2 separate regions of the Homo sapiens genome follow, and region 2 is linked to region 1. A link is a contact called in ENCODE Hi-C or POLR2A ChIA-PET data. All regions are on one chromosome and are shown on one strand. The core of a region is the stretch at or near the end of the contact, and the rest is flanking DNA. Distances in the headings are between cores, read along the strand shown. Region 1 overlaps BUB1B-PAK6 (BUB1B-PAK6 readthrough). Region 2 holds the start of CCDC9B (coiled-coil domain containing 9B).

Evidence for each region. Hi-C counts contacts between places; a loop is a spot of excess contacts on that map. ChIA-PET counts read pairs that join two places held with the same protein, here RNA polymerase II (POLR2A). Pooled maps may share reads with other maps.
Region 2: a pooled map shows a loop between it and region 1 (2.0-fold over the local background). The contact joins the promoter of CCDC9B here to the enhancer-like site in region 1. A Hi-C loop is called at or near these places in 1 of 50 pooled maps. POLR2A ChIA-PET finds 5 or more read pairs at or near these places in 4 of 52 experiments (HEK293, MCF 10A, Panc1 and 1 more).

The regions. Positions count from the first base shown.
Region 1 is chr15:40,232,479-40,239,249 of GRCh38, forward strand. All of the region lies in intron 1 of BUB1B-PAK6 (BUB1B-PAK6 readthrough), which reads left to right. All of the region lies in intron 1 of LOC107984763 (a long non-coding RNA gene), which reads right to left. It overlaps PAK6 (p21 (RAC1) activated kinase 6), which reads left to right and starts at 6,585. Exons shown (of 11, transcript NM_001395430.1): 1 at 6,585-6,771. Within about 2 kb of position 2,518, at least 5 of the 41 ENCODE cell types and tissues checked have a DNase peak (open chromatin) inside an H3K27ac peak, as active enhancers do.
Region 2 is chr15:40,335,418-40,342,188 of GRCh38, forward strand. CCDC9B (coiled-coil domain containing 9B) reads right to left here and starts at 5,522. Exons shown (of 11, transcript NM_207380.3): 1 at 5,391-5,522; 2 at 4,488-4,598; 3 at 4,095-4,202; 4 at 3,331-3,486; 5 at 3,118-3,243; 6 at 2,307-2,476; 7 at 1,971-2,029; 8 at 1,343-1,396; 9 at 1,157-1,247; 10 at 367-409; 11 at 1-283. The coding sequence starts at 5,402. RefSeq lists enhancers at 1,187-1,705, 4,615-5,418.

The DNA.
Region 1 (6,771 bases), core at 1,268-3,767:
CAGCTCCTCACTTTGCCATTAACTCCTCAGAGTCAAGCCCCAGATGCCCCTTGGACCAGCCCCACTCCTAAGGTCATCTGGTCAGGGTCTGCAGGGGTGACGCTTTCACTGACAAAAGGATTTTAATTTTGGTCCTATCCCTAGTGTAGTCCCAGCCAGTCTTTGGTAGTCACCCACTTTTCCTGCTCTGACAGAGATGGGCCAGCCCCTCCCATAGGGGCTGCTCCCGGGAAAGGCTCATCCACAGGCTAGGCCTCTGCCGGGCCTGCTGCCAGCCACTGAGCCTTTGGCGATTGAGAGCTGACTCCCGACTGAGGTGTAGGCCTCCGTCCAGCCAGCACAAAGGGAGGCACATCCCTTGCAGCAGTACCCACAGCCCCTGTCACGGCAGGCTGTGGCCAGACCCTGATTGAGTGGCTCCCTCTCAGCCATCTGTTCAGTCACCCAGAAACAAGTCAAGTCAAAGCTCCCAGTGAGTTCCTGCCTCAGCCATTTGGTGTCACAAGGAAAGCCAGGGCGTTGCCACTTCCTGATTTGGGACAAGATGTGTAAATGCATTGAGCCTCAGACTCCTTATCTGTAGAACTTGGGGTAATGATAACTACTTCATGGTGTTTTAAGAATTCCATGGAATCACAGATGGAAAGAGCCTAGATGTACTATGCCTGACTCGTTGGAGACTTCACATAAAAGGGTTTTCAGCTGCTGCCACCCCCATCTTTTAAGTATTTTCACAATTCCATACACCTGTTCCTGGCAAAAAGAATTTCATTCCCTGTTCACTTACTTGAAAACCCCTCTTCTTTTTTTTCGAGAGAGAGGGTCTCACTGTGTTGCCCAGGCTGGAGTGCAATGGCCAAATCTCAGCTCACTGCAGCCTCAACCTCCCACGTAGATGGGACTACAGATGTGCACCACCATGCCTGGCTAATTTTATTTTTTGTGAGACGAGGTCTGTTGCCCAGGCTGGAGTGCAATGGCCAAATCTCAGCTCACTGCAGCCTCAACCTCCCAAGTAGATGGGACTACAGATGTGCACCACCATGCCTGGCTAATTTTATTTTTTGTGAGACGAGGTCTCACTGTTGCCTAGGCTGGTCTCGAATTCCTGGACTCCAGCAATCCTCCCGCCTTGGCCTCCCAAAGTGCCAGGATTAAGGCACGAGCCACCACGCCCAGCCTGAAAACCCGTTTTCCTGAGGGAAAACTGTTCTGGAAGTCAACAGCAGAGTCGCTTGCCAGGGCCACTTCTAATATTGATGAGATTCTGGCCTGTGCTCCCCTCCCTCATATCTTGTGTAGCATTGTGACTAGAGATTGGGTAAAAAGGGAAGACCTTGCCAAATGTTGCCCACCTGCTACCCTCTCCGGCTGTCTGCTGACGTTGGCCACTTGAGTCTCTTGTCACTGACTGTGCCCACCCTTGGCCCCTGCCAGCATCCTCCACACACCTTGCCCACAGGAGGACAGCTGGAGCAGGGCCACAGGGGAGGGCATGCAAGGGACCTATCTGACAAGGCCCTGAAACTTCCTTCCCACTGAGGACCCCAGGACTTGACCTAGTCATCCCCCACTTTGCTGCCAATACTTTGGGAGCAGGCAGATGTCCAGGAAGCGTCTGTTCCTCTGTACCCTCCCTGCCAAGGAAGGAGCTTGAGAAAAATCTCTTGAAGGTAGAGCCCCTGCTTCTGGCCTAGCTCTCCCGGAGGCGCAGGGCTGACGAGTGCCGCCAAGGTAAGACCAGCTCTGGAGTGTGGGATATACAGGCCTTCAGTGGCAACACCTGCTCATTAATCAAGCCCTTCCTTTCCGGAACCTGCCCTGGCTTGGGATGGTGGGAAGGAAGGAGAACAGAATCTGTTCCTCCCTTCCTGGCCCTGCGGTGAGAGGCGCTGACTAGTGTAGGTGGGTGGAGACAGGCCCATCAGAAGGCCTGAGTGAGGCACCCTCTGTACATGCAGCACAAGCGGGTGTGGAGTGTGGGGAAGCATCTAAAGATCTAGAAAAATTTGGCAGCAAAGGAATTTTACCCACACACTGGAGCCCTAGGCTTTGTTTCTAAAAGTTTTTATTATTCTTTAGGAAAACTTGGGAAGCACTAGTTTATGAAAATTTTTAGAACTTCATTGCTACATGGCCTTTCCAAACACATCCCCAGATGGTTTCTTTAAAACCATGCAGTGGGACAAGGTTGATATAAACAGTTGTTCCAGCTGAATCCAACTCACCAAAACGGTGCAGGTGAGGCAAATTACTTTTGAGACTGCAAGTACTGTATATGTCCATTAACAAAAACACAGTAAAAGACTTTAAGAAATTGTAAGGACACTGGCTTGACTGATTCATGCGGCTGCAAATCCCTGGGAGCCAAGATTCAAAGGCAGAAATGTCTGTGGTGACAGCACCACCACTGCCTTTGTCCAAATTACAGATCTGTCACACTCAGAGCTTGCTGCTAGCATGGGGCTGCCGTCGGCAGCAAAGGGAACTTCATGGATCTGTGAGGAGGAACAGCTGAGTTCCTGACTGCCTTTAATTTTCTCTGAGGCTTTGCTGAGTCACCTAATCTCTTGGGGCTGTGGTTTTCTCACCTGTAGAAGGAGGGACAGGGCTGATATCCCTAGAGTGCCTTTCAGCTCTGGGATTCACGCATTCTAAGGAGGGTGGCTAGAGCACAGAACCTCTAAAGATGTTCATTCATTCCTTCAACAAAGTTTACATGAGCACCTGCCATGTGCTAAGCACCAGGGCCGACCACTGGCCCAAAAACACAGGCATCTGCTGGCCTGCCCACTGCAGCAGCAGCCATACCTTTGCAGGCCGGTGGAGCCCCCCTTTCTACAGCCTGTGGAAAAAATGGTTCTAAATTTGCAGATCCTCTCATCAAATCAGGAAGTCAAGAAACATGATAGAATAGAGGAACTGGTCTCAGTTTGCACAGGCCATCAGTTTCACAAGACAGGAATCGAATATCAACAGTGGCTGATTATCACACTCAGGAATTGAAAATAATTAGAAAAAGAGGCAAAGATGCTGTGGCAATCATTGGCTGGTCCCCTTTGGTCTCCAGCACCCATTCCCCTTTGGTTTAGTAACAGCACCCTAACTTTCCTCCCTATATCGTGTGATAACAGAAGCACTCTCTCCAGGATACCCTCCCTGAGAGACAGGCATATGACCTGAGCCAGCCAATCAGACTCCTTCCCTGCAAGGATGCACTAGGTGGACAGCATGGTGGGAGCATCTCTCATCCAGGCAGGGGTGATCTGTGGGACTGCAGTCAGTCCTGTTGCTTAGAGACCCCAGGACTGCCATAGCTTCTGTCCTGGACTTGATTCTCCAGGCTAACAGAGAACCTGACTGATGCAGATTCAGGAGAGCTGGTTTGTTTAGTTCTCAGTTCCTTTCATGAAATGGCTATTATCTCTGCTAGCTACTATAGCAGAAATCTGGAAAACATGATTTTTCTTGATTTATGAAATTGTTGATGTTTCTTCAGGAATTTCCGCCTGCTTCTCATAAACTGGCAGAAACTTAGAAATGTTACATTTCTTAAAGAGAGTCATTGTAATTATTATCTGAATAAGATGATAGTGTTTTGAATTTAACGTAATAAACTCTATCTCCTGCCTTAGTGCCTTCACATCTTCATGTTGCCCCTCCCTCTAACAACATTTCTGAAAATTTGAAAGACATGAAGGAAGAAAAAGTGTTTTCCATATCCCCACATTGCCTTAAAGTGGACTTTGCAGAGGAAAATGTTCAAATATACAAGTTTTAGGTACTCTTCATAGCTCTTGGTTTTCTATTATTAGGGTTTGTTTGTTTGTTTGTTTGTTTGTTTTGAGACTGAGTCTCGCTCTGTTGCCCAGGCTGGAATGCAATGGCACAGTCTGCTCACTGCAATCTCCACCTCCCGGGTTCGAGCAATTCTCCGCCTCAGCCTCCTGAGTAGCTGAGATTACAGGTGCCCACCACCACACCCAGCTAATTTTTGTATTCTTAGTAGAGACGGGGTTTCGCCATGTTGGCCAGGCTGGTCTCGAACTCCTGACGTCAGGTGATCCACCCACCTCGGCCTCCCAAAGTGCTGGGATTACAGGCGTGTGCCACTGCGTCTGGCCTATTATTAGTTTTAAAAACATACATTCCTTTATTTTTACTTTTGTATTGTTTAAATACAACAGTACATGTTCACTGAAACAATGCAAGAGTGTAAAAAGTCCAAAGTGAAAGACCCCTCTCACCACCACTCCTATTTCCAAGGATAACCACATTGACAGTTTGCGGTTTAAACATACAGATATAGAAATATCTTTAAATAAAAAAACTTATATGAGATTATGCCATCTCATTTTCAAGTTAACATTGATAAACCTGGTCTTTTTGCTCAACTATCGTGGTCATCCTTCCTCATACATACGTATGTACATGCATACCGGTACACACATAGCTGGTACATACATACCGACTGACAAAACTCATTCATTTTAAGGCTGCAGATACTTCATTGCATGGGGATGTACCATCCTGTATAGATCTGTCACCCAATTAATCTGCCCAATTGATGCACATTTTGGTGGCTTCAAATTCTTTGCAGTTACAAACAGTGCTACCATGAATATTCTTATACAAATATCTTCAGGCCGATGTGCAACTATTTCTTAACTTGGATTCCTAGAAGTGCATTTGCTGGATCAAGTACATACACATTTTGAAATTTTGGTCAAGACTGTAAAATTGCCCTCCAAGAAGACTGTACCAATTCACTCTCCCACCTGCCATTTTTTTTTCACTGTATAATGACAGGGAGTGGTATATCCCTTTTGTTTTAGTTTGCATTTCCTGGATCATTCCTTAGTGAGACAGAGCAGAAGTGGATTATTTATAAGTTTACACACAAAATTACATTGAGATACAAAAAGAAGAAAAATACAGAGTTCCTCTCCAAAAGGAACTGATAACCTAGTTAAAGGGAAAATGTTTCATATTGACCACAAATTGAACTTTTTTTTTCTTTTGAGACAGAGTCTCGCTCTGTCGCGCAGGCTGAAGTGCAGTGGCACAATCTTGGCTCACTGCAACCTCCGCCTCCCGGGTTCAAGCAATTCTCCTGCCTCAGCCTCCCAAGTAGCTGGGATTACAGGCATGTGCCACCACGCCCAGCTAATTTTTGTATTTTTAGTGGAATGAGGTTTCACCATGTTGGCCAGGCTGGTCTCAATCTCTTGACCTCATGGTCCACCCGCCTCAGCCTCTCAAAGTGCTGGGATTACAGGCGTGAGCCACTGTGCCTGGCCACAAATTGAAATTCTTATGTTTAATGCCATGACATCTAACACTGCGTTCAATCAAAATGTCTACGCATGCAGCTTGAGACCTTTGCACAGAAGGTGCCTAGGGTCATGATTTGGGAAGATTAATCTGCCATCAGTGGAGGGGTGGATAAAAACTAATGTTTATTGGGATCAAGATGAGCAGTCTCTGTGCCAGAAACTTTATTCCTTTAATTTCCACAGCCCTGTGAGGCAGGTGAAATCATCCCCATTTTATGGATGAGGAAATTGAAGTTCAATTGGTTCAATAACATGCCAAAGGTCACTCAACTGATGAACAGTGGAGCTGAGATGCGGAAGACTGAAGACTCACAGCCTGGACTTTTAACCAAACACCACATGGCTTCGCTACAGAAGAAAGTTAGAAAGTTTTCAAAAATAAAATGTAGAGCCAAGTGCCACCTTGGATATAAGGGACTGGGGGACGGGAAGAGGCAAGAACTCCCAGGCTTCCCTCTGGCTGTCAATAGCTAGTGGGTCCTGGCAGTGGGAGCTGGGCCATCAGAGGTGGCGCCTGAAGTGGGGCAGGCACAAAATGGGTTTTCGGGCAAGCATTTGCCCAGGTGATGGTCAAAGCCACAGAAAAAAGGTGTTTTGATGGAGTGGTGGCTGAGTGTGGGGAGAGATGAGCAGGGGACCAAGCCTGGAGCTTGGGCAGCCCACGATTGGACACTAGGAGAAGAAAAGAAGCCAGTGGAGGAGACACTGAGGCTAGGGATGGGGAGGGCACTGTGGAAGGCTGGGCTCCACCTGGCGCTCCGGGGAGCTGGCAGGGGGGCACATCAAGGAGCTCAAGCTGCCTCACCAGCAAATGCCTCTGTTTCTGACCAGGGGCAATGAAATAAAGGGACCCGGTTGAGTAACTGGTTTCTGGTCCCTGCCAGCCCAGGAAGCCAGCACCCACCCTGCCTTACATCCCATGTGCCACTCTCAGCCTTCGAAGCAAAACCAGCTGAGACCAGCACCTGCCAGATCTGAATGCGCAGCTCCAAGTTCTGGGGGGTGGGGGTGGGGGTGAGCCAAGGAGGTCTGGCTTCTCTAGGGCAAGGGTAGGAAGGACAGCAGGGAGGCTCACCCTGAGCCCGGCAGGCAGCCCTTCCTCCTCCTCCCCTTCAGCAAAGAAAGGCAGATAAAAACGTGTTTTTATAAATAGCTCCAGCCCCAGCTGATTTGTAAATTCAGTGGGTTTTTTGTGTCAATGACATCACCTTCCTCCCCATGGCAACCCCCGACGATATCAAAATTGCCAAGCAACGTTGGAGCAGCTCGGCGCCCCAAACGAGCAGGTCGATGCCTGAGGATTTAATGGAGAAATCCCAAAGTGAGCCGGGGCGCGCGGTGGAGGAGGGGCGCGCCGCAGCCGGGGCCGCTGGGCCCTGATGGGCGGGAGCGGGGTGGAGCGGCCTCGCCTGCCAGGCAGCCCTGGGCGCGGGGC
Region 2 (6,771 bases), core at 4,272-6,771, 110 kb after region 1:
GGCTCTCCTGGGCCCCAGGCCTCAGACCGAGCACACACCCGCTCTCCCTGGGCCCAGGGATGCCAGCCCCTCCTAGGGAGAGGTCAAGAGGAGCCAAGTCAGGCTCCTGTGGAGAGCAGGGGACTGAGCTGGCTGTGGAAGCCACTGACTCCCCCTTCGGCCCCTCTGGGGATGCCAGGGCTGGGCTGGCTGCAGGGGCGCTCCCCAGTCGGCCCTGCTCCATCCCGCTCTGCTTCTGGGCTTGCTCCTCCTCACTGGGAGTCTCTCTGGTGCTTTGGCTTCCCTGAAACAAGAGAATAGCCCCGGTGGCTGATGAATCCAGGGCTCGCGTCCCCAGCCTGCCCCATCCTATACCCAAGTACCTACCTCCTGACCTTCCAGCTCCTCCTTGTCTTCCTTCATATCCCACCTGTAGAAACACAGCTCATGGCACGCCCCACCCCACTTCACTCCAGAGCCATGTCCCCCTGCCTGAATAGAGGGGTGGGGTGGAGTTGAGAGCCAGTGAGGAAGGCTGAGCTGGGACCCCATGGTTTAGGCCTCACACTGAGCAGTGGAGAAATCCCAGGGGTGACCCAGACTCTCCCTAGAGCCCCATAGCCCTCAGCAGAGAGGAGCAGCCATGGCAGGACCAGAGAGGAGGGGCCTCCACCTCCTCTGGGCCTCCATCTCCTTGCCAAAGAAACTCCTGGCAGAAGCCAAAGCCCAAGGGTCTCAGACTGGGATCAGAGCCAGAATGTGGCTCCAGGATGCTTCCCCCACCAAGCCTGACCTTGTTCCCTAAATCCAACTATTTCCTCTGAATACCACGCACTCTGGGCCCATCCTGGGTCCCCAGCTGCTGTTTATGGCCAAACTTGCAGCACCTTGAGTTCTGTGGGGACTCCAGGCATGTCCCCGCCTGCAATGCCTGGGAAAGGCATACCTCATTTCCCAGGGGAAGGGAGCTGCTGTAATTACCACCAGCCTCCCCGGGCACCAGGCTCTCGCTGCAGCCTCTGCTAATGGCCTCTCCCAGCATCTCATTAACCTGCCAGGCAGCAGTCAGCCAGGAGGCAGGGGCCCCAGGGATGGAGCTGGCACCTGGGCCTGTACTGGTCCAGGAAATTGGGACACCCACATGCCCGTCTTGATTTTGTCCCCTGCCACCTGTTACCTTCGGGCCCTGCCAGTCAGCCTCTCCTTGCCCCGGGCTTTGCTGCCTGTGGCTGGTGCCACCGAGGGTCTGCTGGCTTGCCCGCCCCGACCTGCAAGAGATGGTCGGCCAAGGAGAGAAGAGGCCCATAGCAGCCGGCTCCATCTTTAGCTGACGAGACCTGGCCCCTCCTCCTCCCCAACTCACCTTTTCCATCAGGGAGCAATGGTGGGGGCTGTAGTTTCTGGTGGCTCCTGGGACCTGCGGGGGACAAAAGAAGTGGGGAAAGGTGGGGTGACAAAGGATCCAAAACAGGAACACCAGTTCTTCCAGCCTCAGGAAGCTGTCAGTCCTCGGGGCCAGTCGTGGGTTTTGCCTCCCCAAAAGCGCCCTCGCCTGGGGGTCAGGAGAATAGGGTCCTGTGCTAGCTTTGCCACTCCATGGCTAGGTGTCTGGCCCCAACTCTCAGGCCACAGCTTCTTTATATATAAAACAAGGGGACCAGAACTCCACAGAGCTGTTTCTACAGTAGGTCTGGGGAAGGACCACCAGGACTTTCACCCTTTAGGGACCTCAAAGAGACCCCGGGCCGGCTTCCACTGAGCCTCCTTCTGGGGCCTTCTGCTCAGAACCTGGACAAGAGCTGTGGGCTCAGAGGGGAGGATGGGAGGTCTTGGTGCCCTCCTCTGATAGTGAGGGAGAGGAAGGAAGATGTTCTCCAACGCTTCCTTTCAGCTCTGAAAATAAGAGACTAAGAGACAGAGAAAAGAGAGGACAAGGGGGTGAAAGATGAACAAAGCCAAGGAGGGGAGGGATGAGGTAGGTGTGGGCTCACCCCTTCTGCTGCCTGCCCTGGCCGGGCCTTCTCCCCTCAGCTGGCTGCAGTCCTGTAGCCTGTGTAGACAGAGGGAGTCAGGTTGCTGGTGCACAGAAGCTGCCGCGGGCCCCACCCTGACACCCCCCTCCCCGAAGCCCAGGCCCAGAATTGAAGGCAGCAGGGAGATGGTGGGCCCAAGAAAGATGGGAGACCCAGAGCCTTGAACCCTGGGCTCGACCAGAATGCCCAGCAAGGTCCTCTCAACCCCGAGGAGGGTCCCTGCAGCCCTCCCAGCAGTGCCCGAAGCCAGCTCCATCCCGCACCACAGGCAACCTGCCCAACCCAGCCACCCACGTGGACTTGGCCTTGTCCAGGTCCCACGGGCGGCGCCAGTCACCCTGTGCGTCTCTGTGCCGGGCGAGGCGGGCTAGGTCGATCTGCTCCCGCTCCTGCTTCCACTGGGCATAGTCCCAGCCCGCCTCCGGGGGCTCCCCCACCGGCCGGCTCCAGGGCTCCCAAGAACCCTGTAGGGAGAAGACACTCAGAGTGAGGGGGAGAAGCAGGAAGAGGCTTGGGGTGGGGTTTGGAGACTCCAGGCGCTTCCTCTCTCAAGGTTTCCACATCTCCAGCTAAAAATTAGGCCTGTTCCAGCTCTCCCGTGGAAATGGTTTCCATCCACTTGTTAGCTGTGTGTTTTACATAAGTAATTTAACCTCTCTGTGTCTCATTTCCTCGTGTAAAATGGGGAGGATCTCCGTAGCACCAACCCACAGGGGTGTTGCAGGGGTATGCAGACGGGCCGGAGTGGGAGGGGCCCTGGAAGCTGTGAGCAAGGGCAAGGACTAGGGGCTGCTGCCACCTAGAGGTCACACCTGGCACTTGGCCAGTCAACTCCACCCTCCTGCCCCCTCCCCAACTCCCATGCCACCATCAGCAGGGCTAAATAGGGGAGGGGGCTGGATCACATCTTTGGCTTAAACTGTCTCCCACTTCAAGGCCCACCCAAAGTAGAGACTGGCCAGAGAAAGGGAGGAGGAGCAGGAACTCCTGCATGTGCTCCCTTGGCCACGTCCCCGCAAATGAGGGACATATCTGACTCAGCTTCTCTGCCTCCCCCAAGTGAGGACCTTCAGATCCATGTCCCCATCCCCTCTTGAAGACACACCTTCCGTGCAGAATCTGAGCTGATGGCCACCTGCGTGGGGGGGCTTCGGGTCACACGCCCTCCAGGTGACCCCTCTATGCCTTGGTTCCTTGCTCTGGTAGGCTTTTCACTTACAATCCGTTTGCCCTGGGGAGGATGAAGATGGGCAGTGCAGCAGAGCCAGGGAGGAAGAGGCTGCCTGCCGATGCCTGCACTCCCCACCACCCTGCTCACCTCTGCTTTGTTCTCCATGGTCACAGCCAGCTCCACCAGCTCCCCTAAGCAGAAAGTACCCCCGTGGTCCTCAGCATCCTCATCCTCAAGCATCTCGTTGGTCACTCTGGGTCCACAGGTACCCCTTGCCCAGTTCCTGCTAACCACCCGCTTTTCCTGCAGAACAAAGACCCTCAGGCCACATGGGCAGTGCTGGGCAGGACCTGGGTGCTGGGTCCTCTCGGTGGTTCCCCAGGCCTGGGTTCCAACCCCAGCCCTCCCTGCATTCCCCACAGAAGAGCTGACTCCCACAGGGTGTTCACATGCCAATGGCATGAGGTTATCCAGGGCCCAGGGCCACCCAGCGGCCCAAGATGCCACAGTGGCCCGTCATCTCTGAGCTGGGAAACCCAGAGCACTCAAACAATGGGTCTCTGTCCCTCAGACACTGCTCCTGGCATTCAGCCCCAACTTCTCTGTCCCCCACTTCCTGCAGGGTTTTAGCCCCTGGGGCTTGAGGTTTAGGAGTGGCCTGTGCTTTGTGGCATAGGCGCAGGGCTGTGGACTGGAAAAGGGTATGAAGATGCATCTACTGGGGGTAGGGGGGCTTTCAGCTGTGGCTCTTTGGTGGGGACAGCAGTGGTCCGACTGCAGGAGGTTGGGAGCTGGCAGGTGCACCCCAGAATAGTTAGTAGGAGAGGGGAACAGAGGCAGCTGTCTTTCCCCGACATGGTCTGGGCCTCCACCTCCTTGCTACGAGCCCTGTCTCCCAGGGTGAGGCTTACACCGGGAACCTGGCTGATGGTAACGGTGAGGCCATCAGGCTGGAGGAGTGCTGGTGTGGTCACAGCCATCCCCCCCTGCTCTGCCTGCCGACGGTCCTCCTGGATCTCCTGTGGGAGGGCTGGGGGTCAGCACACGCCATGGCCCCCCAGGTGCACAGAGACATAGATGCTGATAGGCCTACACAGAGAGACACCAGTGGGACACCAGGGGGCAGAGGCGCCACATCACACATCCCCAGGACCCTCACCAAGCCTCTAAGAGGGACCATGCCCACCCTACCCCTGGCCCCAGCCCCAGAGGCGCATTGCTGAGCCTGCAGGGAGACCACCACGTGTGGGGCACAGGGAGCGGCAGCCAAGTGGTTTCTCCTGGCCCTGTGGCAGCCCACTCACCTGGTACCTGCGGAGCAAGGCCTGGTTCTTCTTGCGCAGGGCAACTATCCTCCGATCCAGCTCTGCGTCCTTCTCCTGCCTGCTCATGGGGGACTCGGCTCTGGGAGTTCCCTGCAGAGGCAGGGAACCCAAGCTCCTGACTTCCGGGTCCCCCTCTCACCAGTCCCCAGCTTTCACATTTTCACCACCCAAGGAAGAGATCCCAGACCCACAGCTAAGGTCACCCAGGAAGGAAGGGGATTGCTTAGGGAGATGGCCCAAATAAGGCCCCAAGCCCCCATTCCAGCTAGGCCCGTCTGCCTGTCCCTGCCTCCTCAGGGGGCTCAGGTCAGGGCCTCATACCCCAAGCCACAGCTCCCAGCAGTGGGGTGCCCCTCCCCCAGCTCTCCAGGGAGCTTCACTGCCGAGCAGAGCCTGGAATGGGAGTTATAAATGGCTCTGGCAGCGGAACCTGCCGTGACTGGGAAGCTGCCAGGGGATTCGGGAGGTCGAGGGGGGAGCTGTTTGGCTCCCAGATCCACAACCAGAGAAAAAGGAGAGGCCCTGGCTCCGTCCTGGGCTCTCAGGCCCTGGACCCCGCACCTAGGCCTGTGCCCAGCCTGGAGGAAAGAGCCGCTCCCAGGGGCCCAGCCTCTCCAGGCCGAAAGCTGCTGGTAGTCGGGGCGGAGAGAGCCAGCTCCCCTGGCGGCCCCAGCCCAGGAGTCACCCTGGGCAAGCCATGTCTCTGCATCAAGATTCCAGGTTCCTCTCTGTCTGGATGCAGGTTCTCTGTTGTGACCCTAGTCACAGCCTTCTTCCTCCCAGCCCCAGCTGTCCCCAGCTGCCCCCAGAGGGTGGCTGCCTGGTATCCCAGCCCCCTCCCAGTCCCAAGAAGCCCCCTGCCAAAGGCAGACTGCCACTCACAGCCGAGTGCATGGCAACGGCGGGCACCGAGAGAATTCCAGAGCAGCCCCTGGGGAGCCAGAGTGGGAGGAAAGCTGGAGCCACCGGAGCCGGGCCTCTGCCGGCCTCTCCCTGCCGGCTTCGCTGCTCAGCACACGAGATCATGTTGTGATTACAAAAGACTCCTCTGGGCTCCCAGCCAGGAACGTCGGGCCGCCACCCCCACCCTTCCACTCTCAGAGGGCGAGGACCAGGGCACTGGCAGCTGGCTGGTCCTGCCTAGCACCTCTCCCTGCCCCACCCCAGCGTCCCCAGACAGACTGGTAGGGACTTCTCCCTGGTGGGTCAAGCCTACACAGGAGGCCTGGCTGCCTAGGCCCCAGCAGGACCCCAGCCTGGGCCTGCCTGCAGACAAGATGGGCAGCCAGCGTAGGCCTCTGTGCCTCCCATGAGTAGAAAAAGGCCTACAGCACACAGATGCGCCTGCCCTCTCCTGCTCCTTCTCCTCATCAGCCTTGGTTTAAGTAATTCAAAGGGATCAAGAAGCTCACCTCCCCTAGACTACCAAGTACTACCACATCCCTAAAATGACAACAATAGTCATTCATTCTTTTAGGTTGGACATTGTCTTCTCTGTGCAGTCATGCACCATATAATGACGTTTCACTCAACAATGGACCACATATATGATGGTGGTCCCATAAGATTATAATGGAGCTACAAATTCCTATGGCTTAGTGACATTGTAGCCATTATAACATGGTAGCACAGGGCACTACTTATGTGCTTATGGTGACGCTTGTGTAAACAGACCTACGGCATGACAGCCGCACAAAAGTATGGCACATACAAGTGTGCACAGTACAGAATACCTGATAATGATAATTAACAATTATGTTACTGGCTTATGTATTTACTATACTATACTTTTTATCATTATTTTAGAGTGTATTTCTTCTACTTACAACAACAACAAAAAAAAGTGAACTGTAAAACAGCCTCGGGCAGGTCCTTCAGGAGGAAATCCAGAAGGCATTGTTAGCATAGGAGATGACAGCTGCAGGCCTGTTAATGCCCCTGAAGACCTTCCAGTGGGTCAATATGTGGAATGGAAGACAGTGATGTTGATGATTCTGACTCTGTGTAGGCCTAGGCTAATGTGTGTGTGTTAGATTTTGAGAAAAAAGTTTAAAAAGTTAAAAAAAAGAAAAAGTTTCAAAATAGCAAAAAAACTTATAGAATAAGGATATAAAGAGAAAATATTTTTGTACAGCTGTACAATGTGTTTTGTTTGTGTTTTAAGCTAAGGGTTATTACCAAGAGAGTCAAAAAGTTTTTTTAAATTAAAAAGTTTATAAAGTAAAAAGGTTACAGTAAGCTAAGGTTAATTTATTACTGAAGA